7 separate regions of the Mus musculus genome follow, and all the other regions are linked to region 2. The links are chromatin loops, found by intact Hi-C in ENCODE. Cell type or tissue: left cerebral cortex. All regions are shown on one strand. Region 1 overlaps Ntrk2 (neurotrophic tyrosine kinase, receptor, type 2). Region 2 holds the start of Gm53063 (predicted gene, 34245). Region 3 has its middle 34 kb from the start of Gm34672. Region 4 overlaps Ntrk2 (neurotrophic tyrosine kinase, receptor, type 2). Region 5 has its middle 7.0 kb from the start of Gm34721. Region 6 overlaps Ntrk2 (neurotrophic tyrosine kinase, receptor, type 2). Region 7 has its middle 15 kb from the start of Gm34721.

The links. Hi-C counts contacts between places; a loop is a spot of excess contacts. Peaks named below come from ENCODE experiments on the same cell type or tissue, not always from the same donor. Only the 100,000 strongest peaks of a DNase experiment are listed, where the experiment ranks them.
Region 1: a loop joins it to region 2, with 3 times the contacts of the local background. A loop is called at or near these places in 4 of 42 quality-filtered maps.
Region 3: it touches region 2 in a loop (3-fold over the local background); 3 of 42 quality-filtered maps call a loop at or near these places.
Region 4: it touches region 2 in a loop (2.4-fold over the local background); 3 of 42 quality-filtered maps call a loop at or near these places.
Region 5: a loop joins it to region 2, with 3 times the contacts of the local background. A loop is called at or near these places in 5 of 42 quality-filtered maps.
Region 6: it touches region 2 in a loop (2.9-fold over the local background); 3 of 42 quality-filtered maps call a loop at or near these places.
Region 7: it touches region 2 in a loop (2.5-fold over the local background); 5 of 42 quality-filtered maps call a loop at or near these places.

What each region holds. Positions count from the first base shown.
Region 1 is chr13:58,864,230-58,868,229 of GRCm38, forward strand. The region is part of intron 9 of Ntrk2 (neurotrophic tyrosine kinase, receptor, type 2); the gene reads left to right. Among named protein-coding and RNA genes, the nearest start is that of Ntrk2, 59 kb to the left of the region's middle. In left cerebral cortex, a CTCF peak has its summit at 1,725; a DNase peak (open chromatin) is centred at 2,189; H3K27ac peaks cover 2,321 bases.
Region 2 is chr13:59,071,485-59,075,484 of GRCm38, forward strand. The region is part of intron 16 of Ntrk2 (neurotrophic tyrosine kinase, receptor, type 2); the gene reads left to right. It overlaps Gm53063 (predicted gene, 34245), which reads right to left and starts at 2,230. Exons shown (of 4, transcript NR_168904.1): 1 at 2,113-2,230; 2 at 508-595; 3 at 1-122. In left cerebral cortex, a CTCF peak has its summit at 2,279 (motif pointing left); DNase peaks (open chromatin) are centred at 108, 2,455 and 3,454; H3K27ac peaks cover 3,714 bases.
Region 3 is chr13:59,287,434-59,291,433 of GRCm38, forward strand. No RefSeq gene overlaps it. Among named protein-coding and RNA genes, the nearest start is that of Gm34672, 34 kb to the left of the region's middle. In left cerebral cortex, a CTCF peak has its summit at 1,912; a DNase peak (open chromatin) is centred at 1,875.
Region 4 is chr13:59,010,039-59,014,038 of GRCm38, forward strand. The region is part of intron 13 of Ntrk2 (neurotrophic tyrosine kinase, receptor, type 2); the gene reads left to right. Among named protein-coding and RNA genes, the nearest start is that of Gm53063, 62 kb to the right of the region's middle. In left cerebral cortex, no CTCF peak of the experiment used is centred here; DNase peaks (open chromatin) are centred at 1,650 and 2,029; H3K4me3 peaks cover 780 bases; H3K27ac peaks cover 3,161 bases.
Region 5 is chr13:59,399,183-59,403,182 of GRCm38, forward strand. No RefSeq gene overlaps it. Among named protein-coding and RNA genes, the nearest start is that of Gm34721, 7.0 kb to the right of the region's middle. In left cerebral cortex, no CTCF peak of the experiment used is centred here; DNase peaks (open chromatin) are centred at 2,148, 2,280 and 3,078; H3K27ac peaks cover 2,149 bases.
Region 6 is chr13:59,002,200-59,006,199 of GRCm38, forward strand. The region is part of intron 13 of Ntrk2 (neurotrophic tyrosine kinase, receptor, type 2); the gene reads left to right. Among named protein-coding and RNA genes, the nearest start is that of Gm53063, 70 kb to the right of the region's middle. In left cerebral cortex, no CTCF peak of the experiment used is centred here; DNase peaks (open chromatin) are centred at 2,068 and 2,601; H3K27ac peaks cover 2,677 bases.
Region 7 is chr13:59,391,345-59,395,344 of GRCm38, forward strand. No RefSeq gene overlaps it. Among named protein-coding and RNA genes, the nearest start is that of Gm34721, 15 kb to the right of the region's middle. In left cerebral cortex, no CTCF peak of the experiment used is centred here; DNase peaks (open chromatin) are centred at 1,692, 2,137 and 2,354; H3K27ac peaks cover 1,239 bases.

The DNA.
Region 1 (4,000 bases), 210 kb before region 2:
TTAACCTCCTTAAAACTATAGTAAAAAAAAAAAAGGAAAAAAAAAAAAGAAGAAAAATAACAGTCGTATCCCTGGTGGGGAATTCCACATTAAGGACAACAGGAGGTCAAGCTTGACCTTTGCCCTTCCATTTGTTTGCATTTCTGCTGCCATCATGGGGTGGCTGGCGAAGGTGGGCTCTCGCTAGTCTTTGTGGTGAGAGTTAATCCCGTTTCACTGGTGGTATTTTTGATGACTATAAGGGAAGGGTGGGAAGAAGTCTGAATCACAGCCTGAGAGTCCCGTTCATCACGATGTCGATAGCTTTCCTACACAGAGTGAGCATGGCCGTCCTGATGTCCCTTAGTGGTGTGTACCTCACTCAAGCTTAGCTTTCTCGGGATGCTTTAGGGCGCAGGGAATGAAGAAGACCGAGAGAAGTCAAAATACAAACAAAAACAGCCCAAAATTCTCTGTACTAATGATTTGCAAAGCTTGAATCAGACCACCTGGGCAGTCTGTGTTCTTATCCCAAGTTCTGAACATGAGAAACCATTGCCCGGTGTCAGACACTGCTTTTTCCAGAGCAGGGAGGGACAGCTGGAGGAACAGCTATGGCACTCTGGCCCAGTGCACCACGTATAAGATCTGAGGGCGTGAGGTCGGAACCAGAGAGACCCAACAACCCAAGGTCCCCATACAATGTCTTTAGACCATGGTCACTGACTCCAGGGACCCACCCAGGGTGATGTGTGGAGTGATAACTGCTATCTGATCCTTAGGCGTCCACAAGACTAGTGCCTTCCACAGATATTAGCTTCTGGAGACCTGGGCTGGTTTAGGAAAGGGAGAAAAACCCTTTCCCAGGCTCCAGGCACTGCACTCTGCCATCTTGGATCCAGCCTTTCAGAAGTGAACCTCGCTTCCCTATGTAAGCTTTCTAGAATCTTCCCTTTAAGGAGGTCATATAGCCATTGTGTATTTCTTAGAAAGGGTGGGTGAGGATGAACTCCTTCTGATGTCTAAAGTTGTTCCCTTTCTCTACTCCTTTTTGGAGTGGCGCACAGGTAGATGTCATATGTCACAGACATGTCATTGTAAGCAGAACCAACCTCATGGTTTTGTATTATCATTTGCAGCAAAATATGCAGAGATATTTTGCTCTCAGTATTTGGGTACCTAGTGATTGCTTTGTTTTATTGAAGAATTCTTGTGCGTGATTCCCACTTTTGACTCCAGTAAAATGTTGCAAGGTGTAAACCAGGATTTCCTTATCCTTCCTTTGTGCACTAAACCTTTGAGGGCCCTGCTGAACTGTGGGTGCGAGGTAAAGGATTCGGGAAGAGGCCCATGATCCTAAGTAGCTAGTGAGCTCCTGACATGGCTGGTTCATGGACCACTCTTTGAGTGGAGAGGATGTTTTGTAAGGATCGATTAGAGGAACTATTCAAACATTCTTCCAGAGCACTCCACTAGGTCCTCAAGGATAGCAGATCGTAGTAACAATTAAAGTGCAGACTAGACCGTGCTCTGACAGGCATTCTTCTTGGGTTTGGCAACAAGTAGAATGGATTTGGTAGATGGTTATAAAGGTTTTAGAAAGGGAAGGAGATGGAGACCATGGCCACATACACACACATCTACAGCACGGGGTCAGCAGAGGGGTCTCCAGTGGCTGTGGTGTATCCTATTCAGCTTACAGGCCTGAAATAAAGATGAACTAGATCCCCCAGTGGCTCTTGCTGGAATTCAATCCTACATGCAGAAAAGCTCTCCACAAGCAGGCAGATGTTCATGGTGACAGTCGTGAGACCAGAAGCAAGCATGGGCTTCTTTTTCAGGGAGGCCCTGAAATGATCACTAAGAGCTGAAAAATAAACTAGTTTTTTGCCACAAGGCAGGGATTTGGACCTGTCATGACTAGCTTCTGACCAAATAGAGCAAATTTGGAGAACTCTAAGGGCCAGATGTTTCTTAAGCGTGAGCACTCTGACTGGGGTCAGATGGTCCCATCCACGTCAGCACACCAGCAATTCAATATGTCCGCCTTGGAGCAGACCGACAAGAACTCGATGATGACACTCTTATTTTGAAGCTTGTGATTCTTTAGGCGTTGCAGAGAGTGTCTCTCTGGCCCACTCATCCAGGAAGACTGTCACAGCTCCAGGATGCTCATTCACACAGCAGTGGGAGTTGGTGACTTCTGCTCCCTTATTCAGAAGCAGTTGTCTCCTATGCAAAAACTCGCGTCAGGGACAAACTATAAATATCGGAAGTGTTTTCCCACAGTTTCTCCCAGTGCTGTTTTGTCAAAAGATTCATGATGTGGGGTGAACTGGCGCTCTCTCTGCTGCACTTAGAAAGGCCCCAAAGTAGCAGATCTAGGGACGGAGTGTTCAAGTCAAGGAACACAGCGAGAGTAAATTTCTCCTGGAGTTCCACAGAAGAGTAGAATGTGAAGCCCATGCTGTTTCAATCACCAGGACCTGTTCCTTGTCCTGGGGCTAAAACTACAGAGCCATAGATTCTTTCTTGCCTTGAGAAACCAAGGAGAAGATGGTTTGGGCACAAGCCTTAGATAACCAGAGTAATTAAGATTCATCCTTACAGTTCTTCTAATCTCCAGAGTACTAAGGTTAATTGGTTACACCTTCCTCGCTCATCCTTGGGAAGACTCCATTCTAACAGGAAAGAAGAGACTCAAAGCTCTCAGCAAATTGGTGGCTGTCAGACTCTGGGCTTAGTCTCCTCGTCCCCCTCCGAGGGGGCAGCCTGGCCAGCAGAGGCTGCTGGCCACATGTCAGAAGCATGCTGATCCAAAGCCAGGACTGTCCACTAGAGAAGAAGGAATATGCAATTTGCTCTTCCTACTGCAAGGGTTTCTTTGGGATCGTTTTAAAGATCCTGGAATCTGCAAGATAACACTGAAGGAAAAGACTAGTTTGAGGAGTATTTGAGGGGTTGGAGGCTAGAGGATGGCTCAGCAAGCAGGTCAGTCCTCAGCACCTACAGTGTGGCTCACAACCATCTGTCATGCCAGTTTCAGGGGATACGAGGCTCTCCTCTCACCTCCTCAAGCACCATGGGTGAGGTGCACAGACATGCATGTAGGGCAAACAGTAAGACACGTAAAATAAATCAATCTTAGAAATTAAGACATTAGCGAGCTTAAAAAAAAAAAAAAAAAGAAAGAGACACGTCTCCCCACCCCCACCATTGCTTTTCTCTTGGCGGCAAACCATGACTGTGTCCGTGCCACCTCTGTTTGCCTTGTGTTATTCTCTTACCCTCTGACTGTGTCTCTACGGAGCTCTTCTTGCAGCTTAACAGGTCATCATAATCTATTCAGGCTGATCTCCAGAAGTGCAAAGATTTGCCCATGAGGCGTGGTTGATACTGGAAGTTAAGATTGAGCTGAGAGTGCTGGTGTGCACACCTGTAATTCTAGTGTTGAGAGCCGGAGGTTGTAGGGTCACCGCAAGTGTGAAGCCAGCCTGGGTGAGACCCTTCTTCAAAAACAAAGCAAAGCAAAGCAAAGCAAACAACAAGAGCAGAAACCCAAAGGGGGAAATGATAATCTAAAGGAGAAAGAGAGAGAGAGAGAGAGAGAGAGAGAGAGAGTGAGAAAGAGAGAGAGACAGACAGACAGACAGAGAGAGACAGAGACAGAGAGAGAGAGACAGAGAGAGAGACAGAGATAGACAGAGAGGTTATTTAATGTGGAATGGAGGTGTTGGTAAGAACTTTAGGTTGGTAGTGTCCAGAAAACAAAACAGTGCTTTGTTCTTTGCCACTGGCTGGCCTCTCGCCTAAGTGCTGTCTCCTGGGGGTAAAGCCACCTGCAGATTACTTTGGGGCTTTGCTGGAGTGCGTGCTAGCCGTGTGCCATCTGTGTGAGTGCTAGCTGTGTGCCTTCTGTGGCTTCAATACAACTTTTCCTGTCGGGAATGCCAGGCCACTCTGGACCAACAACCTCTTCCCATAAATCATGAAAGCAATCCCTCAAGTCAAGAACAAAGCA
Region 2 (4,000 bases):
TTGCTGAAGTAGGAGAGCTTCTTCTTCATCTTGGGTGAGCAGTGAGTAGGGGGAGTCATGCCAGCCTCGGTCCGACTCTGAGAAGTTTCTCAGGCTCAAACATGGACTTGCTCAAGAAAGCACTGGAAAGCCGTGTGGGCAGAAAATATCAGTAGTGTTCCCTGCATCTTGTAGTCTTGGCTTTTGTTCTATGCCCATTCCTGGGAAGTACTAGGCAGATGAATGGCTAGATTAACTTAAGATAGCATTCCAAATAGACTTCGTAACTGGGTTTCTGCAAGACATGTTCTGGTCCCTAAAGAAAATCTCCCTGGGAGAAGACACATGAATGATTCAGTCTGATATTAAGCAGGGAGATACATGCTGTACAGAAAAAAAAAACTGATTTTGTTGGAGGCGAGGGAGGAGATCTATAAAATTCTATGGGAAAATAAGTTAGACTTTGGCTGAGTTTTAAAGGGAGGAGAGTATCAGGTAGGGCTGTTAGTAACCTTAAAAAATCCATACCTAATGCCAAAGGGTTCTCGTGTGCAGCATACGTGTTCTGGTGTTAAACTCCAAGTGCCCCACGTGTACTGGATTCTTGCTGATCACACTAAAAGGAGTTTTCAGAAAAGAATGGTCCGTATTCTTCTTCCAAAGCAAGGATGCTGTCCACTGCACTAGGTACACTGGCCAGAAACTGTGGAGCCCCACCAGGGCATGAGTTCTGACAATGTCGGTCCTCAAGAGATTCTTTCAAACCTGCCCTTGTTTTATCTGTCCACCTGTCAGACACTACAGAGATTATCACAGCAACCTATCCTAGCACGGGATGCAGGTTAGATAACATTAACACACCAGAATGTGTCCTCTGCTGTGTGACAGGGGCTTCATGTGCTGGCGAGCCTGTGGTGAACACAGCTTAGCAGAAGCTTAGAGAGTCTGAGGAATTTCGCTTTCCAGACAGAGTGAGGCACACATCGGGCTCCAGAAAAATATTTATCTAAGGTTGAAGGGCAACACAGTCAGCAATGTGCTTGCCCGGTAGGCATGAGGAACCAAGTCTGATCTACAGAGTCTATGTTTAAAGGAAAGACAGGGGGGAAAGCTGGGCATGTGGCACACTTTTATAAACTCACACTCGGAAGCTGGAGACCCCTGGCCAGCCAGCTTAACCTAATCACTGAGACCCAGGCCAACTCTTGTTTCAAACTTTGATTCAAACAGCAGCAACAGCAGCAGCAGCAGCAGCAGCAACCACCACAACAGCAGCAGCAACCACAACAACAGCAAACACAACATTAAAAATTTTGAGGCATGACACTCAAAATTGACCCCTGGCCTCAACACGGATAAATACAAACACTCACACACAAACACACACATGTGCATACATGTACACAAACATGATAAAAGAATTATCAAACAAAATCCCTTCTGAGCTCTGATGAGAAAAATCTCTCTTGAACCTATGACCTTACCCACTCCTCGCCACAAACAAATTTTCAAACTTGACCATAGGCATGGATACCTGGGCGCTTGTTTCTTTGCTCATTTTGAAAACTCCCTGGACCTCCATGCCTTGATTTAAATTGAAACTGTGCGATTGCTCTTAATTATCGAGAAATTGGCCAGGGAGGCCAGGCTCCATGTCTCAGGCTTATATAATCCTCAATACTTGAAAGACCGAGGTGGAAGGAGAGGAAGGTCAAAGCAGAAGGGTCAAGGCCTGTCTGGGCTGCAGGAGGAGCTCAGGCCCAGCTCTGCGACTTACTGAGCACCTTAAAATAAGAACTTCAGAAAGTTACAACTTTAGGGAGCAGGAGCCTAGCATGCACCATTCAGCACCACATCAGTGGGGAAAGGCCATGTGCTGTTAAAAATTCTCTCAAGTGTGATCCTTTGTTTTCCTAGTGGAGACGGTGTTATGGCCATAATACAGTTTTAGGACTTCCAGTGAGAAAGGTCTTTGGATTTTCGTCAGTACCGTTCAGCCACACCCTGCTGCTGTCTGCCATCAGAGCTCAGATTCCTTGAGCAATGCTGTTTGCCATTATGTTTCAAATCTTCTATTTGGATCAGTTTGTGAATGAAGATTGTTTAAGGCTCCCCCCTACACACGCCCCTCACCTTGTCTGCGGGGCGAGTTTGGCTCATCCTCTAGGTAGGCACTGTCCTAGATATCCTGAATGTAGTGAGCGAGACACACCATAAGCTGCAGCTGGAAAAGGAGGCAGAAGCTTCCGATAGAGCAGCAGGGCTTGAGCTCCCGGCCCAGCAGACTAGGCAGACCCCTGCTGGCCGCCTCTGTCTCTGCAGGGTTGTGTCTGTGGGTGACTGGTGGGGCCTTGCGCAAGAAAAGGCTTGCGAAGACTGAAACAGCTTGTCAAGGTATCCTTGTGGGTGTCTGTATTGAAGTGTCACAGTACGAAGGCTTTTTATTAGCAGCTATTTTCGAAGCCGAACACCGAAACGGAACAGTTTCTTCCTTACATGGCACTTCCAGGCTGGCTGCCTCCCTCAGCACAGTACGACAGCACCAGCCTTCACATAAGGGGGTGGAGAACATGACGCTGGATCCTTTGACGGTGGAGCCTGGCTATGTGGCCCACGCCCTGAGCCCTGGAGATAATTTGGTTCATTCACATGTTTCTGATGACGGGATGCAGCCGCGGGGGCTGCGGAGGATGGGGCCTCGTGCGTTGCCTTTGCGCACAGCCCGGGAACCCTCCTGTTTTGAATGGGTTCGGAGGGATGGGTGGCCTGTGCGGAGGGCAAAGAGAAACCGGGGCCAGCTAAGCTGGGTGGTAGTGCTCTTTCGGCCTCCTTCAGCTAAATTCTTCACAGCTCTCTTCTAGCATGCAGCAGGTTCTCTCTAGAAAACTCGGTAGGCTTAATTGTAATTAAAAAAAAAAGTTTGCCCCAAGAAGACTCATTTTAGTGCATTAGAGAGCTGATTTTGGACCTTGAAAGGAAGGGTACGCATTCTACCTTAATACCTCAGCTTGGATGGAGCCAGCTCAACCACCTGCTTTTGTTTTGGTGCTTTGATTTTTGAGGCCAAGTCTCACCACATAGCTAGCCCAAGCTGCCCCTCATTTCTTCATCTTCTTGCCTTGGTATCTGAAGTCACAGATGTGTAGCCCTTCCTACACCTGTGTTTTGATGCTGCAGATGAAGAAAACAGTATTCAGAGAGGCAAAGTCACCTCCTGAAGTGTCCTGGCATCTTTTGAGGTTACTCCCCACCTCCAGGAGGTGGAAAGGGTTAACTTTCAAGGTCATAACAAGGTGATTTTGAGTCATTTCTACATCTGGTACACGAACCATCCATCACACAGAGACCCAGATCTGTTTGCTCCTCTGTTATGTGTGCACAGCGTGATGCGACTTCGGCTCATTGGATCAACTTCTCTGACCCTTATTTCCAAGTTCACCAAAGTGGAAATGTCTTTTCTGCCTGCTGCCTCATGCTGTCATGAGGGTACCACGGGAGATAGGACGTGGGAATGTGTGACTGGTTCTTAGGACTCTCGTTGCCATTGGTGAGCAGCAGGGAGCCCGTGCTGATGCTTACCCAGGACTCCCGCCTCCATGCTTAGAATGTGGCTCTCTCAGATAAACTACTCTGAGTGGAGGATGGCTCTCAGGGGTGGGAGCACCGACTTAGGCCTTTTTGGAATATTTCAAGATTGCTATTGGCTCACCGTACTTACTTTCCCGCTGCATCCCCCGTGTCTATGATATGACATGCCACTCTTGTATTATGGACATGAGTCCACTCATATAATATTGCTCTTTTCTCCCCTTCTAAGGTGATATGTGAGAGATTTTCCAGCAGTGTGAAAAGAACTAGTTCAGATCCCTAACTTCCTGCGGATTCATGCTCCGGGTTTCTTGCCCAGGCCCTTCCTGGCAACCTCAGCCACCACCACTGCAAAAAAAAAAAAAAAAAAAACAACCCTTATTTGTAAGATTTATTTATTTTTATTGAAGTGTGCTAGCGTCTGTGTGCGCCT
Region 3 (4,000 bases), 220 kb after region 2:
CAATGTATTTTTAAAATTCAATAAAAGCCAAATTTCAAACTTTAGATGAACCTGGATCTAGGCCTCAGATCAGTGCTGGCATACACTGTTGCTGAACTTCAGGGGAAAGACAAAGACAGTTTATATCCAACCCACAACAAACCACACGTGTTTCCCTGGTGCCAATCCACAAGACACAACCCACCCCGATGCAACCAGAGAAGCCCTACTTATTAATGAATGCTTTTATCGATGTTTCCTCGTGCGGCAACTCAATCAAAAAGGCAGCATAAAAATAAATTAGCTGAGGATGTGAGGTCTTATTTTACAAATGATAGCACTCAAAAGGTTTAATGTCTGCCACGCAGACTAAGACCGCTGGGGTCTCCCTGCCCTGAGGGAGCAATTTCTGTCCATACAGGAGCTTGCTGATATAGTGAGGTATTTACTAGACCCTTCACGTTCCAACTCAGGATGTAAGACACATATCCACAAACCACACAGCAACGGAATCTACCCCATGGCATGCAGCAAACGCACTTATTTTAAGTAGTTACCATGGGGATCCATCAAGAGCATAACACCTGGTGCATCTACAGAATGCTGTGACCCAACACTATGAGCAGCTACACGAGCCATGTTGCCACACACACACTTTGACAGCTGTATACTGAACACTGCTGTGTCTTTGGCATCTGCCGGGGCCACGAACATCTTTTTGCCCACAGACAAGGGAAACCAGGAGTGTTAATCATGCAGGAGTATCTCCTTAAATGAGGAAGAACCTGTTTTCCACCCAGAACGCTAGGAGTGGATATTGTTAATGACCTGGAGACCTTTTGCTATTTGTAGAGGCAGACTTCACCCAAGCACTCCAGACTTTTCCATCCCAGACGTTCCCTCCCATGGCCTTTAGCTCTCAGGCAATAGAGCATATCTTTAGCAGGGGATGTCACATATAATCCACAGCCTGCTGACCTCTGTGCTGTCCCTGTCAGAGACCCCGCTAGAGTCTAAGCCTTTGAGCTCTAGAATACATCTTCATGTTCACATGTACTTTGTAAAGGGGTTTCTATGTAGCCATGCCTTAAGCTTTATTGTGCACCTGGAATTGGAATGAGTGTTGCCTGGAAACTTTTCCCCCAATTCTATTGTTTAAATATGCCGCCAATAAACTGCCAGGCATCGGACTCTTTAGATGTTTGATTCAGTTTGATGAAGTCAAGTCGAACCGAGTTTTCTTTTCTTTTCTTTTTTTTTTTTATTCCCTCAGTGACTTCTGCAGGGACCCTCTCAGGCATCTCTTTCCAAATGTACCTATTAGATCATACACACTGAGCCCTCAGAGGGTATCTAGGTGCAGATGCCAAAGGACCCTGTGAGACACACTCGATGGTTCTGAATGTTCAATGTCCCTCCCATAACTGGGCACACCTACCTCGGTACTTCCTCACCTAGAACTAAGGATCCAAACTGAGATGTACTAGATTTAAAAAAAAGAAAGCCTGACATTTGCTCTCTCTCTCTCTCTCTCTCTCTCTCTCTCTCTCAACCTCTTTCTGCCACTTCCTCCCACTAGGCAAATTGTTGTTCCTTCCTCTGGGGGTCCACAGAGGTTCCTGCCTCCTCTTCCGAAGATGTACTGAATTGCTAACTCCTTGTATTCATTTCATAAGTTTGCTATGCACCAGTGCTCAGCCCTTTAACACAAGGGCAGTAGGTTTAATAGCGTGAATAGACTCAGAAGACCACAAAAGACCACAGAAGACTAAACTGGGCAAAAGAACAGAGTCCCAAAGGAAGACTACACGCACACGCACATCTTTGATGCCACGGATGTGGGGTGAGTGGTTAACCAGTCTGGAAGATGTGGGCTCAGTGTCTCCCCAGAACAGGCTGCCAACCTAGAACACCAGTGCCCTCCCATGGACAAGCTGCAAAGACCGGTAAAGCACAGCCCTCAGCCCTGAGGCTCATCACCCCACCCTGAAGTGAGGATGTCACGGTGTCTTCCCCACCTGCAGAAAGATCTGCTCCTGCTTCGCTCTTCACTCCTGACACCGCGGAGGACCGCTTCTTCCAGCTGCTTCCAGCCCGGTCAAGCATAAATCTCAGTACAACTCGAGTCATGAACGGAAGTATCATTTACCGATTAGTAAGACTCATTTCCTGGGGCTGAGGAGACGGCTCTCGGTGGGAAAGTGTTTGCTTAACAAAAGCATGAGGACCAGAGTTCAAATCTCCCCACACCCTTAAAGCCAAGTGTTAACAGCACTTGCCTGTCACCTCAAGGTGCCAGACTAAACTCAATGTCAAGATTTGGGTTCAGTGCGGAAACCCTGTCTCAAAAACTAAGGTGGAGAGCTATAGAGTACGCTGCATGAGACCAGCCTCACAATACTGGGCATGGTTCAGAGCAGTGTGTTGGGGAGAGGGGTGTAAGCCTGAAAGACAAACTTAAGTTACTAGACTCATGCACATTATGTTAACTAATGCTCTGGATAACTCTGAATACATGGGTGACAGTGTGTTCTGATATGTTACATTCAAAAGATCGGCTCCTTCACTCTGCTTGTAGCGCAATGGCTACAGCAGAGGGAAGCCTTCATTAAGGGGCTCCCTGTCTCCTAGTGCCTGTCACACAGGGGCACGAATTTGAGAGACTGGGAGCCAGGCTGCCTTTCCAGACCTTGAGATCAATCTGATTGTTAAGCCACTTTCTTTGCGTTCTGACAATCTAAGGTAAGTCTTGATCCTTAATGAACAAAAGAGGAAGCATTCAAGAACCCTCGTGTTTCTCTTTACCTGTGAAAGGCTCGTCTTCATGGTGTAAGTACAAACAGCGTCACTCCTTGCATCCAAGCTTAGCTTAGTTCCCAGCCCTGGTACAGCACAGAAACCCATCCCAGCAATACAGCAGCTAACATCTTTCCTATGATCTTTTAAAGCAGGACCAAGGGAAGCCAGTGCAGCCCAGAAATGAAGTAGGTGAAGTTGTGGTGGTCAAAGCCGGCCATGCTAGTCACACGTCATTGTTAACACTGTCTTTGGTGTCTTCACTCTTACAGGGCCTGGTAGAAGAAGCCCCTAGTGGAGGCCAGAATGTTTAACTTCAGGATTAGAGAGGCCCTGGGAGAAAGCCCCTCCACACAGCTTGGAGGGTGAGCTTTATGTCCTATGAAGACTAACACCAAGAGAATTCTGTGAACTGCCGATTCTCATCCATGTGCTCTCTGTTCCACACAGAGCACACACTTGGAATGGTCCCCATAGGGAAAACAGACCAGTTAGGAGCTGAAAAGTAGCCAGGTTCCTGTTGAAGATCTGTAATCCCAGTTGTTTAGAAGGCTGAGGCAGAAGGATCCTAAGTTCAAGGCTGGCCTAGGCAGATCAGTAAAACCCACTCTCAAAGAAAGAAGTAAAGGCGGGGCCGGGCCAGGCATTGTCACAGCCAACTGTTTTTGATGCTTGATAGCAAGAGAGAAAGAAAGAAAGAAAGAAAGAAAGAAAGAAAGAAAGAAAGAAAGAAAGAAAGAAAGAGAGAAAGAAAGAGAGAAAGAGAGATAGAGAAGTAGGAAGGAAGGAAAGAAAGAAAGAGAGAGAGAGAGAAAGAAAAAGGAAGAGAGAGAAAGGAAGAGAGAAAGAGAGAGTAAGGAAGAGAGAGAGAAAGGAAGAGAGAGAAAGGAAGAGAGAAAGGAAGAAAGATGGGAGGGAGGGAGAGAGGGAGGGGGAGGGGGACTGGGAGAGAGAGAAAGAGAGAGGTGGATACAGAAATGAAGAGAGAAAAGGAAAAAGAAGGAGGTGAGGAAGGATCGCCAGGTATGGCGGGAAATCTACCTTACAAACCAGTTGCGTGCTGAAAGCTCAGAGGTGTGCATCTTTTCCTTGAAGGTCTTATTCTGCATGGCAATATTTCCCATCAGAAAAATACTGGAGGACCCCAGTAAACATTGTTATGAAGATAAACAACCAGCAACTAAAGGGTTGTGTTCCCCCAACACCAGGCCACCCTGACACCAGC
Region 4 (4,000 bases), 61 kb before region 2:
CTGCAGATTATCCACAGGACAGTTCTCTTGCTTAAAGTTCACTGGGCTTTGCTGTGGGGCAGGCTTGGTTTTCTGGGAGAGAGCCAAGGTAGGCAAAGAGGAGTCCTTAACTTGGCTTTCATAGCAGTGTGAGGTTCCCCAGGACATGACCTCCAAATTAACATCAACTTTGAGACCCAGTTTCTAAGAAGGGGACAGAATTCCATATTCTTCATATATCATAACAACATCTTGAACATGGGAAACCTGGAGGAGCCGGAACTGAGCTGCGATCATCTGTCTGTTCACCTAGAGTCTACTGCTAAGTACTGCCTCTTGCCCCCAGTCTAGCTGCTTCTAGAACCATTTCCAAATGAGCCAGAGACAAGTAGAGTTGAATTATTACTATCCTTCCTTTGTTCTTTCCTTCCTTCTCTCCTTCCTTCTTTCCCTCCTTCCCTCCCTCCCTTCTTCCTTCTCTCCCTTCCTCCTTCCGTCTCTCCTTCCCTCTTTTTCTTTCCTTCATCTTGTTCCCTCTAATTTCTTCCTGTTTCTTTTTTTTTGTTGTTGTTGTTCATCTGTTATGTCTCCATCTCCAACACCCATTTCTCCCCTTCCCCCCAACCTCGGACTGTGTGTGTGTGTGTTTCTCTCTCCTTTTCCTCTGCAGAGATTAGATTTATTTACATGCAAGGAAATGTACCAGCCTTAAATAGACTATTCCATGAGCTTTGGCCAGGATATCATCCTGTATAAACCAAACAAACCCCCATTAAGACCCAGAGCACCCTTCTCTTTCCAGAGAAGTCTCATCTCTTTGGTGGCTATCCTCCCAATCTCTCTGTTGACCCTGTCTGAAAGGCAGTCGAGGTTCTCAGCTTAAGAGGTAGAGGCATTCTGACAGCTCGGTGGGCATTATATGCATGGAACCCTGCGGTGCTTGTAATATATTGGGTGTGACAACTGACAAATCAAAGCCCAGAATGCTTTTCTTTGTGTGAATTCCTGCACAAGAGAGCGGTCGCCCCAGCAGCCATCCCTGACTGCTCAGCAGTTTGGAAGTTGTCAACGATGAGGTCCTTATTTTAGTGTCTCTACTGGCCTGCAAAAGCTTTTCACTGACTGTGGACGTGCAGGTCAGCGCATGACACTGCTGGGTAGGGTGGCACGCCTGTGCAGACACCGCGGATGCAGACACGGTGTTTACTGCCAAGCCTGTCTTTGTGTCTGCAAGTCGGACTCTGTATTATTGATTTTATTCTGATTGTTCCTTGAGACAAAGGATGAAATTGTTTCTTTCAAAGCAGTGTGTGACCTGAAGGGGAGAGCTAGATGCACGTAGCAAGGGCAGGGTGAATAGTCTCAGCCAAGCAGGCAGACGCTGCCCTTCTGACTCCAACGCATAGGTTTAGTTATCTTTTTTCCAAATCCACAAAGCTCCTTGGACAACAGGAAATAATACACTCAAGTTTACAAGATAGCTGCTTTACATGCAAAAAGCGAAGAGAGGGCAGCGTAGGGGAGACGCGTCCCCAGGAGGGCTCTCACCCCAAGCGCCCTGCTGAGGCATCGTCACGTGGTCACTGTGCAGCGCAGGTGCGGAGTCTGGCCAGCTTAGAGGGATTCAGATACTCAGAAGTCTCGCAGGAGCCAGCCCTGCACGTGCAGTGGTCTGACTCCACCTCCAAAATGTTTGGTAGCCCAGACTGCATCCTGACACGTGACCCAGGAAATCAGCCACTCTGAATCTCACCGCCTCCTTGAGAGCGCTCCAGCTGAGAGCTGGTTCTGCTTCAAATTGTAGATGCTTCATTTACTGGGACACAGTGTGGATAACCAGACCTGGGCGGTCATGCTCAAACCCACCCCCCTCCCCCGCCTTCCCCGCCCCCAGCAGATCACTTTACTGAGCTTTGCATGGTAGTGGCACAGCAGCTGCTCCCTTAAGGCAAGGTGGAGCTCTTCCTTAGTTTATCACTTTTCAGCTTCCCCAGTTTTCTGCTCTGTCTCAGTGCATGGCCCAGTTAGACTCTATTTGGCCAAAAATGGACAGATTCCCTTATTCAGCGCCCAATCTCCCCAGAAGTATCCGGCCTACACTTTCTGGTACTCACAGCTGGCGAAGAACAAGAGATAAGAATTTCACATATGGGAATATTGAAGTCGTGTAAAAATGATCATCCGAGCAGCAGTTCATCTACATTAATCTCCCTGTGAAACTAAGCCCCCAAATATATTTAAACACGAGGGTGGCAGACGTCAAATTAATAAATGGCCATATGTATCTCCAAACAGCAGATAACCATCAATCATCTGCAACATTGTCTATGACTATTTCAAAACCCCACACAGAGCCAGGGATACAATTCATAGGGCTTTTTCTCTAATTAGCTCCAGACAGCACTTAGTAGGTAGGGGGCGGGGAGTGGGATCAGACAGGCATCAAAGATAATACCACATGAGCAATTCGGATCTGCTGAAATAAAACCACAGGAAAATATGAATGCTTATGACTCAAGTTTATCCAACTAATAATGGGTGGGTGGGGGTAAAATTCTAACCCTGAGATAACAGGGCAACCTGAGACAATGACCTACAGAAGATGTTATCTGCACTCAGGACAAAGAGAAGGAAGTGAAGGGACCAGAGGCAGCAGAGTACTGCGAGCAAAAGGAAACCAAAGGCCCGGAGGTTCGGAGGGAGATGTTCTTCTTCAACCTGTTTTGTGAAGGGCCTGAACTCTAAAGCAGCTGTTTGGATAGAGACTTCCCCTGCCTGGCTCCAGGGAGATACCTGGACCAGTTCCTGCAAGAGAAGATCTGGAAGCTTGTTGGCTCTGTTATCATGACCCATCTTAGAGCAGCAGACTTTGATGGAAGGCTTTTCAAACTGCTTTTCCCTGCAAGGATCTGGCCCCAAAGCAGCTTTCTCCCTCCTGAAGTTTGTTCTGGTTGCAGAGAATCTAATCCTGAGAGAGTGGTTGGGACATTTCTCCACCTTTGCCTGGAGTCACAAGAAAAAAAATATTGTCAGAAAGGTCAGGCCCCTCCGTGGGGCCTTCTTGGGAAAGTTTATGCCTTTTATTTAAACTGACGCTTGTTGTTTCTTTAAATGTTGGGGGAGGGAGCCTCTCAGCTCCCGATGGTACTCAATTATAGACAGGGATCTAAAATGCCTTGGATCTTTGGGGAGTTCTGCATTGGGGGGAAACAAGGCTCTCCAGGCCTGTGTCCCTAGGGCTTGCTCCTCTCTCCTGATTGCAGTAGAGGGCTTTGGTTGGTGGGTAGGTGTTGGAGGAACTGTGACCCAATGTCACAAGACGAATAAATGTGTCTGTTCTATAAGGAAGTCTTAGTTTCTGGGCACCATTTTTCTAAGATGATCGATAGGGTGGCCTCATTTGCATTTCTCTCCTCTGTTTTTAGTAAGTCTCCTCATTGTATCCTGCCCCCACCCCCTGAGCATCAGTCCTGGTCTCATCTCCCTTCTCCTCTCTCTCTCTTCTTCATGGGCATGCATGTCAATTATTTTCTTCAGGTGAGATCTATAGGAAACCAATCACATCATATATTTCTCCTCCTCCTCCTCCTCCTCCTTCTGACATTGGCCAGTTTGATTACATCACTTAATGAAGCCCTGTGGTTACTTTAAATGTTGCAGGAAGGAAAGTCTCTTCAAATCAGGATGCAAAGATGTAGCCAGGCTACAGCAAGTAAATTGGGGCCCGTGAGCTCAGTTCGAGGGTCCTCACCCGTGAGGCATGTGTTTCTTTTGATGGGCTCCATAGCCCTTTTCAAAGCAGTGGGACACTCTCAGAGGGTGAACCAGAAAAGACGTTGCCTGTGAAATCACACTTTGAGTTCAGCTGAAAGCGAATTCTTTAATTCCTTGACATCAACAATAACAATGGAGAAGTGGAGGTGGGTTTGCTTCCCTTTCAAAACTCGAAATAGAAAACAGGATGAGTGATTTTGCAGCTACCTTAAAGTATTCCTAGAAGCTTCACTGTATTCTGCTTAAG
Region 5 (4,000 bases), 330 kb after region 2:
GTTCATAGCTAAATAATTCCTTTAAAAAGGTAATGGTATGATTTTTTGAGACTAAAATTAGGACACACACACACATTTTCAAGATGATTCCATGGGTAAGGGTGAGGGTCTCAAAGCCCATACCCACAGTTACACACCCACTCCAACAAGGCCACACCTTCTAATAGTGCCATTCCCTGGGCTGAGCATATCCATCACAATCCTGATGAACAAACCATGTAAACACTTTGCAATGGGTTTCCCTGAGATACTTACTCTGGAGTCAGCATACAACCTGTGGTGACCTGCCCCACTCCAGTGTAGCCTTAAATTTCCCCGCTGCCACAGCCAGAACATCAATACAACACGGCTTTGTTTATTTTGAGCACAGGGCAAGACCAGAACAGGTAAGAGAGGTAGTTTAAGGAATTTTATATCAAGGTATAATTATCAAACAAATGTGCCAATTAATTTCTAAAACTCGGTGTTTGAGCATACCTGCGACCCTCCTTGAAGCTCTGACTTGCCTTTAAAGCTCTCCCTGCCCACGTTTCCGCAAACTCTTCTTCTAGAGCAGTACTTTAGATTCAGCCACGTTTTCTTGCCAGTCCAGAAAAGCGATGAAATGTGTTGATTTCATTTCTATCTCCGGGGATTTTAAAGACTTTAAAAATACAAAATGTAGCCCTGCATCTGACCTGCCTGCTGGGCGTTGGGGTTTCGTAGAAGCACTTGCTGATTTTCAGCAGCTCCTTGCACCCACAACCCAGCCCCATGCAAAGCCCCTTAGCTGCTTCTCTGTGCTTGTTTTCCATTTGGATGGGGGTTTGCATATAGACTGTACACACTTCTCTACTGCATAGCTTGCACACTTGGGTTTCATTCTTTACGCTTTCATTCTAATCATTCTTTAAATCACTTACTAGAAGATCTTTTTCTCTAAAACTGAAAAAAAATTAAATGTGTGTGTGTGTGTGTGTGTGTGTGTGTGTGTACATGTGCATAAGTATGTACAAGTACCCAAGGAGACAAAGAAAGGGAGAAACAGCCCCTGGATCTAGAGTTACAGGTAGTTCTAAGCCACTAGATGTGGATGCTGGTAACCAAACTCAGCTTCATGCTGAGACATCTCACTGAGAGATATATTTTTTAAAAGGTTTATTTATTTATTTTATGTAAGTACACTGTAGCCGTCTTCAGACACCCCAGAAAAGGGCACCAGATCTCATTACAGATGGTTGTGAGCCACCATGTGGTTGCTGGGATTTGAACTCGACCTTCGGAAGAGCAGTCAGTGCTCTTAACCACTGAGCCATCTCTCCAGCCCCTCACTGAGGGATCTTAAGGTACAAAAAGAGAGTGCGGTGGTCTGTAGCACTCACACTCTCAGGCTCAAGTGATCAACAAAGGCCCAGAAATGTTAATGTTTGTCCAGACTTCACCGGACGAACATATGCCTTCACATACCGCCAATATACACTATATTGTTATTGTTATGATTGCTCCATTTTATCCCTTGTCACAGTTGATCCGCTGTGTGGTTAATTTATAAATTAAGCTTGGTTGTGAGCATGCTCGTGGACGTATGAGAACACATAGCACCTGTAATGGTTTGCCACTATCCGCAGCTTCAGATCACCTCACAGTGGCTCTTCACCAAGAACCCACACATTCAGAAATTACTAAGTGCGTGTCCCTGTGCTGATCTAGCCCCAGCCTCACAAGCCGTGCTATCTGTGGCCAGGCAGATCTTTGACAGCAGAGAGGTCATGCACAGAAGAGCACCTCAGCCTTTGTCAAACGTTGAAGAAGGTTAGTTAGAGTCTAACTGAAGAAATCACAGTGATAGACAGAAAACTGCTAGTGAATAGGGACAGGCTATGGGCAGGGTGGGGTTACTCATCCTTAGAAACGGGCTGGGAGGAAGGGTGGATCAGAAGGGAGCCAGGCTTTGTGCGAGAGGAAGTGGAGGGAAAGATCATCAATAGTATGGTGATTGATCAGAGTGAGCAAAGATTCCGAGGAATCTGGCTAGTGTGAGAGCCAGCCAGCCAGCCAGCATCACCATCTAGAAGGGAAGAGACGCTGGCTCAAGCCTGCATTGGAGTCTCAGGTCCAATATGTAGAGGGTTGGTAGAAGATGGTACCACTTTCTAGGTGAGGGAATGTCCCTGGGTAAGCAACAGTGGGGAGTTGTCATGTGTCTTAGGCTCAAAGGGACCCCTAAAGAGAACCACCTGCTGGCACCCACAGCCTCTGTTCTCAGTCATCTAAGGCACAAAGCCAAGATCTAGGAAAGATAACGGTCTGGAGGAGCTAGAGTGAGACTCTGGCATCAGTCCGAGGTAAGTTTGATGTATAAGAGCAAACCCACTATCCCTCATGGGTAGTTAGGCAAAAAGTAAAGAGGACCAGACTCCTGGACGGGCCAGTGAATCAGGTCTCTTGTCTTTCAGGTCCTTGCAGATTCAAGGAGCCCTGGGTCCTAAGCATGCTGCTTAGTTCTCACAGCATTCTCTAATTGCCTTGTGGCCTTAGCCGTAAATCAGCATGTACCTGTGAGAGTGGAATTTTCCGGGAATGTATGTCTTAAGAGCAACCTGGTGGGGTCCAAACCTGGTAAAATCTAGACTGAAAGTTAGGGATGGTGGTAGAGGAGTGGAAACTAAATAAACAGTCCCCAGTATGTCGAACCTATGTCTTAGCTGGAGAGCTAGGCGCGAAATGGGGGAGCGGGTGGGGGACAACTGAGTCACCAATGACTGGCACTAGCGCGACACCAAGAGAGAAATCTATCCCTCTTCGTGGAGGACAAGAGAAAGCCATTGCTCCTGTGGACCAAGCATTACCCAAGTGCCTGGTAAGTCAGGAGTTTTCCGGTTGGAGGGTCCCACGCATTTGAATTTATGCAGTTCCCAGTCCCTGGGGGAGAAAAATCTGACATCAAGCAATCGGTCAGCACTGCGGTTCCAGAATCCCTGCATGATGCGTGGGTTGCACAAAGACTGTGGGGCACCGATTAGCTCTTCTCTAATTATACAGGATTTACATTAGACAGCAAGTTTATTTTGGAATGCTGCACTAAGATGCCAACATTGGTGAGGATGAGGGGGCGGAGCTCAGGCTTGGCCTTTAGAATAGAATGGCTTTGTTGTTGCCGTGGAAACCAGCACCCTGTGAATTCTCAGGCGCCTTATTCTATAATTATAAGAGATCTGATCAGGGGGCTGGGGGTGGGATAATTTTTTTTTCTTTATAAATTGTATTCAGTGGCTGAAAATAGAAGGGCCTAGAGAATGAAGCTTATTATTAACTATCCGAAGGGCGTCCTTCAAGCTCTGGATGTGCGCAGAAAGCCAGGGTGCAACCAGGACCACATCCCTTAGTACTGCACACCAGTGGGACAGACAAAGCTGGATGTGGCAGCCAGGAGAGATACTAGGCAGAATCTGAGGCTGTTGCTCATAGCCAAGTCCTGAGAAATTCACAGTTTACAAGTTCTCCCTTTGTTAAGGGACTGTGAGAGGCAGAGCCGAGGCCTCCATGGCCGGCATCCATTCTCTGTAGATTATTTAAATTGACAAAAGATAGTGGGGAGCAGAGAAAGGACATTTGTTCAATGGGGTCACATGGGGAAGACAAGCACTGAGTTAAGTGACCCCCTCCCAAGTCCATCTTCTTCCTAGGTTAAGTTCAGAGGGCAGGAGGCATGCCATAAGCAAGCAGCCCTAGTAGGATGTGGCCCCTGACATCACTGTCTAGGTTCCAAACTCTCCTGCATGGTGGCCTGACAGCTGTCGGAATGATGAGTTCTCTTTCCCTGAAGACAAGCATGCCCTCAGGCTGGCACCCTCAGCCTTCTCCTCCAGGCTGTGACTCCTGGGGACAAGAGGAAGGCAAGCATCTCCAGAATACCTTCCCTCCTGCCTGGATCCCTCTCTTACTCCCATTGCGCCCTCCCTCCTCTCTCTCTCTCTCCTCTCTCTCTCTCCTCTCTCTCTCTCTCTCTCTCTCTCTCTCT
Region 6 (4,000 bases), 69 kb before region 2:
GAAAAGTCAAGTTCACTGGCATGGCTGGTTTTCCACGGGGGAAGCAAGCTAGTTGGTGACAGCAGACGGTCAGAATGGCCGTTGTTGTGTAGTTCCATCACAGGGTAAAAAGTTACCAACACTATCGTTCCTCCCTCTCAACAAATTCTTCACTTTCTTTGGAAATTTCCTCCACTGGGGTTTGATCAGTGAGGAAGTGCTGTAAGAGGAGGTAATAGGGCTCATGGACAGAAGTGATTGAATCACTGTGTGCCAATAAAAAGTGTTCAAATTGCATTTCACTACATAATGAATTCTGGTTCAACTTGCTTTGACATAAATAAGATTGGGTAAGGGAAACCAGAAGTAAATCAAATAAATTAATAAAAGCATCAGAGTCCTTTCAATGTTGTCCCCAGACAGTGTCTGCTTATTTGTATAATAAGACCTGCTCTTATCAATTACGCGCCTGGCATGTGCCTCTGTAGAAAGAAGAACTTCAGGGTAGAGTTTGGATATACTCACTCTTCACTACCGAAATGCCAACACTCCTTTTGAATATTGAAGAGGTGAGATTTCAAAACCAGGGCCATGGGCCCCAACTTTCAACTAAAGATAAAAACAATGACAGCAACAATAACAACAACAGCAATGAGATTTTAGATGCAGATGTGCGTGTAAGGCTAACGATTAGCTGTTCTTCTTATTTCCCTAATTATACATGTTTACCGAACATGGGATTTTTGCATTTTGTCTAGACGAAGGGTCTGTCTCCACTAGCATAATACATAGCTGTGTTTGTGAGTTTTGTGAAGTATTGAATTTGCATCTCCACAGCCACTTGTTAGAGTTCATTGTCTTATTCTGCAGCCAGGGGGAAATCTGCAGCGATTTGTTAGGCACAGTTTGTCATAGACCCCAGCACTGAGCACACTGCACACAGGGCCAGGAAGACGGATTTTAGATGCACCCTTTATTTAATATTTATTGTGGTGGTTGAGCTATTTTGCAACTGCTCTATTGTTTATTTGTGTTTCTTGGAATCTGTGCTTGTTTTCTGAATGTGATCATAAAGCCACCAAGCTAAATATAGAACATGTTAAGTTATAAGCCGGCCATATCCGAGAACAAAGGGCTGGATGGAAAAGTCTATCTCTTTAGTCTCGAATTAGCCTAGGGCTATAGGAAGAAACCATGGGCAGCTTGACCTGGAGTAGTTCTGCTAGGAAACAAGTATTTTATGACTCTCTGGGGCAGAGATGGTCACTGTTCAGGCGATTTCACCCTGCAGAGGTTTGTCGTATTTAGTTACTTGCTATTTCGCAATTCCAAAGAGCAGAAATTACTTTTTTTTTCCTTTTCTGATAATCCCTTAAAAATTGAGTTCGAATGACTCCCCTTGGAAAGACCTGGGAAAATCCGCATGTTTCTAGATCTGGAGACATGGCCTCTAGCTGTTAGAACATAGTTTGGCAGGATCACTGTGATTTCAGAAGCCCTGAATCTTTGCGTGAAAGATGATTTATCTGTGAACTACATCTGGTGTTCTTCATCTCGAAGTAAATAGAGAATGTGTGAAATGAACTTGAAGCAGGATAGAAGAGATCCCCCCCCCCTTTTTTTAACATCACGTGAGGCATGCAAGAAAGCGCCAAAGTGAAACTGTAAGCAGATTGGCCCAGGAAACATTGGCAAAGGGGCCATCAGGAGGAAAGCTTTCCTGTGAGATTTATTGACATCACTATTCAAGCTAATTTCGCAACCTTGGTCTTAAATAACCTTGTCCCTCCCTGTCAACTTCCTCTGGTGCACCAAAGAGCAGAAAGAACTTGGAAGAACTCAACCCGTGCCTTAAATGTAAGAGTTCTTTAGGTGGGCTGCCTGTTCCCATAGATACAGGTGACCATGGCAAGGAATTTCCTGTGAACTTAGGGAAACCACTGATCCCGCACCAAGGAACTGCCTCAGAGAGAAGCAATGGCTGCAGCCGTTCTAGTCAGGAGCCGCATTCCTCTGCTTTCCTTTGAGAGCAAAGTTAAGTTTTCAGCAGAGTTAGACCCTGAACTCAGGCGAATTTGCTTTCATATCCCAGGAAACGAGTGACCCTCCCTCTTAGTGCCCAAGGTTTGGTGTTTTAGAGAATGCAATTGTTACCCAGCCACGGCTTGGCCTGAGCCTTAAATCCACTCATTAACCATCATAATCTGAAAGCCTGTGCCAGGCTTAATGCTACCATTCTGACCTGGTGCCTCACACTCCTTTGGGCAGCCTCTACCCCGACAGGGAGTTCACTTTCTCTTCTTCTGTTTCTTTATTTTTGCTCTGCCAATGCCAATGGCACACAAGGGCTGTCTTTAGGGCATGAATGCCAAATGCTTTCTCTAGATATCTTGAATGATAAGATCTTTTTCCATCCGTTCACCCCCACCATCTCATGATACCTGGCTCTAAATGCTTTTCTCCTTGGCCCAACCCCTTCTCGCTAGCTTAACAGAGCTCTTCTTTCCAGATTTTGCTGAGTTTGTGCTTCCTGGGCCACTGGGTACTTTTCACTGACTAAGATAAAAAGGAGCCAGAAGGAGCCAGGAAGCAGATGTATCTGGGGTAGCGTGTGTCTTCAAGAGATGGAATTCTCATCTCCTCATGAAAGGAGCGGTGAATGGGTATAATTAGGCTGATGAATCAGTGGAACCTGGTTACAGAATTTTTTTTCCCCCTGACTGGCTTTAATGAGAAGCAATAGCTATCGGTTTCCACCGAAACACACAGAAGGTAAAACAAGAGTGGGGTTGGAACAAAAGGTAAGATTCAGCGTGGGCTCGAACTCTGTCTCCAAGAATAAGCTTTGCTTGGGTGGAAGGTATGCGGCTCGGAACCAAAGCAAAACAAAGAAACAGCACAAAGGCATAACAGAGCTTTGCGGCTCTCTCTGTATTTCATTTCAGAGGCTGTCATTCAGGGAGCGCAAGGGGCTTTGCAAAGAAACGCCTATGCTGGCATTTCATAACCAATGGGAGAATGTTGCTCCTCTGCCCCCTCGTCCCCTCAAGCGAGGCACTTAGCATAGGTCAGCTCACAGGGTCAAGGAATTTTTAGGGGTTGTCTTAAGGTTATCTCTCATCAGCCAGCACCCTCCCTTGGCAATGTGAGTCGGGTCCAAGGCATTGAGACTTTACTCACCTTCAAGAAAACAGGAAGAACATAAGCAGCCCCCAGAGGGAGGCTCTTCCTGCATAATGCAAGGAATTGAAAACACCAATATTCTAGACCGCATCTATGACAGCTAGTTAATACCTAAGGTCAAGAGGTTATGTCCTCCAAGAAGAGGGTTTCACATCCAAACACATGGCCCTCGGCTCTTGCTGAAACTTAAGTGGAAGCTGTGCTGACTCCACATCTTGCAGATCCAGAGAGTGGCCAGGACACCTTTGGCTCCCTCTACCATCAGCACAAGACTCTGCCTCCAGGGGCTTCTGACTTGGCTATTCTGCTCTCTGCAGCTTTCTGCTAGGAGGGCAAAATACCCGAGATAACCAACTTCAAAGGAGGAATGGCTCCTTTTCCTACAGGTTTCAACCTGTGGTCACGCTGTTAAACGTAGGTCTGTGGAGAGGCAAAGGGCCTTGGCTGGAAGTGCAGAATAGAGCCAAACTGCTCATCTCGTGGAAGACAGGAAGGGAAGAGAGAAAGAGGAGGGTCATGGGCCCAATCCGTCATTCATACTTCTGCTTACCCAATTCCCGCTCATTAGGGCCTATCTGTTAAAGACTATACCTCAGCAATGCAGCTCACGACCACGCCTTCAGCACAGCAGCTTTTGGAAGCACCTATGACCCAAACCACAGAGCCATTCTCACCAGCTCACCAGCTCTTCTCTGTTTGGCTGCTAATGTGCCTGCTTGCTCCCTCAGACCTTAGTGATGATGCGTTCTTAAAACTTGGAACTGTACATGGAAGAGCTAGGTTTGCATTTTTTTTCCACTTAAGAGAAAGCTTACTTGTTAGCATCAGTGAGGTTTCA
Region 7 (4,000 bases), 320 kb after region 2:
GTGTGCCATGTGTGTATCTGTGTGTGCATGTGTGTATCTATGTGTATGCATGTTTATATTTCTCTGTGTGTGCGTGTGTGTTTCTGTGTGTGTTATGTGTGTGTTTCTGTGTATGTCTTGTGTGTGTATCTGTGTGAACATGTCCATGTATGTATCTGTGAGTCTGTGTGTATCTGTATGTGTGCCTGTGCATGTCTGTACCTGTGTGTGTGTGTGTGTGTGTGTGTGTGTGTGTGCACAGAGGCACAGGAGAACAAGTGTTCTGCTTCATCACTCTCTGTCCCATCCCCTTGAGACAGGATCTCTCACTGAATCCGGAGCTAGGCTGGCAAGCTCACATTCCCACCTGCCCTCCCAACCCCAGTGCCCCAGTGCTGCTTCGAGGCAAGCCCACCGTTTATGTGTGTGTTGGGATCTGAACACCTTATCCTCACAGAGCCAGCCCTCTTCCCCCCCCCCCCCCCCCCCCCCCGTGAGCCATCTCTCCAGCTCATCAGTGGAACTGTTTAATGCCGCAGGCCGTTTGCTCTGAGGTCTGCGTGAAGGCTGGATAAGTCCCAAATGGCGCTTTCACTCCGGGCTGGAAGGGTGTCAGGAGAAAATCCTCCAGCATCTACCTCTGCTTTGTCAGAGACAAATCAGCTCACTGAGTTGCCTCTGCGACAGTCAGCACCTAGCTCTCCCTCGGCGTGTACTTGGGAAGAGGAAGTAAAATCTTAACTTTATCTGAACCACTGGACCAGCCCCTCCCACTTTCACCTCTGGGAACATCCTTGATAAGAAGTGTCTGGACAGGGTCTGGACACCTCAGTCTTGGCCCCACGCTGTTTATGTAACAACAAGACTTAGAATGGAGCCTTGGGCCACTGTGCATAAGTTAGCCTGGGCAGGTGACAGTCAGTCACTCAGCCTGCTCACACCCGTACATCAACCATCCCAAGAATATCCTAGCCCTCAAGGCTTAGGGAAGTCCCTGCTGAACAGAGGTGTGTACGTTGCCTCACATCAGAGCTGAGGGAATCCAACATTGTCCACAGGACAGCCAATGTCTCATGCCTGACTTTTGTGGGATAGTCCTGGGAGCTCCTTTCTTTAATAATTTTAACCTTTAACCTTTGGCCTTTACCCAGTCACTGTGACTATAACACACTGTGGATGTTTCTGGCAAATCATCAGATGTGTGTGTGTGTGTGTGTGTGTGTGTGTGTGTGTGTTGTATATTTCTGACAACCCCTCGTACAGCCAGCCTTCCCTAGTTCCAGACAGACCTCAGCCCTAATGACATCAGAGTTACATCTTTTAGAATGTAACTCTGTCCTGTCCTTTTTCCTGATTCTCTATGTTTTCCTTTACTAAGACCCTTGTACCTTCTTAGTGCAATCTGTTCTGCAGTAGCCCTCCCCTGCTGTGTGCCTTGGATAAGAAACCCCCACCTCCTCCTTGTAACAATCATAATTGAAGAGGAGGCCAGGAATTTCAGAAGAAGCAAAATGGGGGAGGGGAGGGGCATGGAATCGGGGTGATACAAATGTGTATAGTTCTCAAAAATATAATTATTTTTAAAAAATGAAAAGATACTTGCAAGCAGAGAAGAGGATATGAGTCACCTACAGCCGTGTATTGTGGAATCTGACAGGTTAACCGCAGTACCCATCTGTCCTCGTTCCCCAGGCTAGAGCCTACACCAGCTGAACAAACAGGTAGCTAAAGAATATGGGTGTCAGTCTCTGAGGCAGCTTGAGGTGACCAGGTGACTAAGTAGTGGCCACTGGTATGAAATAAACATGTGATGTGGGACCCCCTTGGGGACAGCTTGAAGGAAGTAGGAACACAGACAGGAATGGTGGCATCTGGCAGCTTCTTGCCCCACAAGAGGAAGTCATGTCCCAAGGCTGGTAGAACAGGGAGACCAAGGAAGTCTGGCTTCTGGAGACTCTCCGAAGCCCCTGCCAGGAGTGAACTGTCTTCACATTTCTTCCTTACAAGGAGCAAGTGACCCAGTGTTTTGAGCTACCGTTCTTCTGGATTCTCTGGCCCACACAGCTGGGTCTTTCCTAACCAAAGCAGGGGTGTGTGCTGCCACCTCCTGAGGGACTGAGCAGGGCTCCCCCGGCCTCAGCAGCAGCGCAAAGATGATTCATTTAAAAGCCTTCTATTCTGGATACTACCCTCTCCGTTTCCTACAAACCCAATTACCAAGAGAACAATTGGATTTTTCCAAGTCCCTCAGAATGTTCTCTTTAAATGTTCTTGGTATTAAATAGTAACAGAATTTAAATGGCATCAACAGAACACACAGATGTGACGTGGTGATGAGTTACATAAATGAGAGAGAGAGAGAGAGAGAGAGAGAGAGAGAGAGAACGAGCCCTGGCACACAGGAGCCCAGGGACTGTGGCCAAGATGGAACGGCGTCAGAGCACAACAGGCTGACAGATCTGCCTCTGGCTTCCAGCTGCCTTCTTGCACGCAGACCCTTCTCTGGTTTAGGCTAATCTTTTCTGTCCATGGAGGGTAATATTAAAGGACCAGGACCATACCACTGTTCTGAGCACCAGGGTTGACAGTGAGTGAGTCCGTGTCACCGCCCTGCCAGTCATTGAGCTGTGGGTGGGTCTGCACTGGGTACTGTGCCACTACTTTCTCTTCTTCGTGGCAAAGTCCCTGTGAAGGGCCCCACTGTTGCTTTACCCATCGGTAAATGATATGGAGAGAAGTTGAATCTCATCCTCAAATTCCTCAGCAACCAAGAGGCAGGGTGGGGATTTGAACCCAGCCCTTGTGACTCCCCAGAGCCTGTGCACTCAGCCACACTGCACTGTGAAAGGTAGATGCAGTTGCTGGGCAGTGGTGGCACATGCCTTTAATCCCAGCATTCGGGAGGCAGAGGCAGGTGGATTTCAGAGTTTGAGGCCAGCCTGGTCTACAAAGTGAGTTCCAGGACAGCCAGGACTATACAGAAAAAAAAAAAAAAAAAAAGGAGGAGGAGGAGGGAGGAGGGGGAGGTGGGAGAGGAAGGGGAAGAGGAGAGGGAAGAGGAGGAGGGAGAGAAAGGATGGGGGAAAAGAAGAGGAAAGAAGAAACCAACCAGTATTTGATTAGCTCACACTTTTCACCCAGAGGGCCGGGATACATTCTGCTAGTAAAGCCTGGCCAGGGTGAACCCCCAGGACACAGACTTCTGCCCGTGTTTGTGGCTTCTGCTCTCCACTGGCACACAGGACCTCTGAGCCTCACATCTACATGACAAGCGGAAAGAAGCAAGGAGAACACAAAAGTATGCCCCCAAATTCCTAGCAGACAGCCTCTTGTGGGCACTAGTACCTGCAAGGGATTGTGGGTGAATGAATGTCCTTAGTGCGTCTGTTGGTAAGGCAGGGCTGGGGGTTGGAGCTTGGGTGGTGGGGCAGATAATCTGCATTACAACCTTGAAACTGATTTCTCAAGCTTACCATCCTCCACAGAGTTTCCAGGACCCTGCCCCTGCCTGCAGCCATGCCCAATAAATCCCCTCACCCTGATCCCAGCCTTCCTCTCCTGCCACCCACAACAGAGGGACCCTAGCACCACTCCGTGACCTCCGCTATCCACCAGGCTTTCAGAAAACCATCCAAGAGTTTATATCCCAGGCTACATTTTCGGAGCTTTGGTGAGGCTTGACTTTTAAACTAGAATTTGGAAAGAATGTTCCAGAACACAGCCTTTCTCCAGCTGAGTGTGAGCCATGCTGTAAGACTCGAGTGGTTGCCGTGACTTAGATATGCCTTCAAGCATCTTGGAGATACCATAAAAGATACAGAGGCACTTCAACACAGAGTCCGTAGAAACTTAGTGTGGAAAAACAAAAACAAACAAAAAGTCCCTCTTAGCAGGAAGGATATTCCTGACAGTGAGAAACGGCCAACAAGAGTCAAGTTCTATGATGGCGGTTAAGGGCATCAGACTGGCCATCGCCTTTGAACTCCAAGATCAAGTTGGATCTTTGTGACTTGCTTTGGTT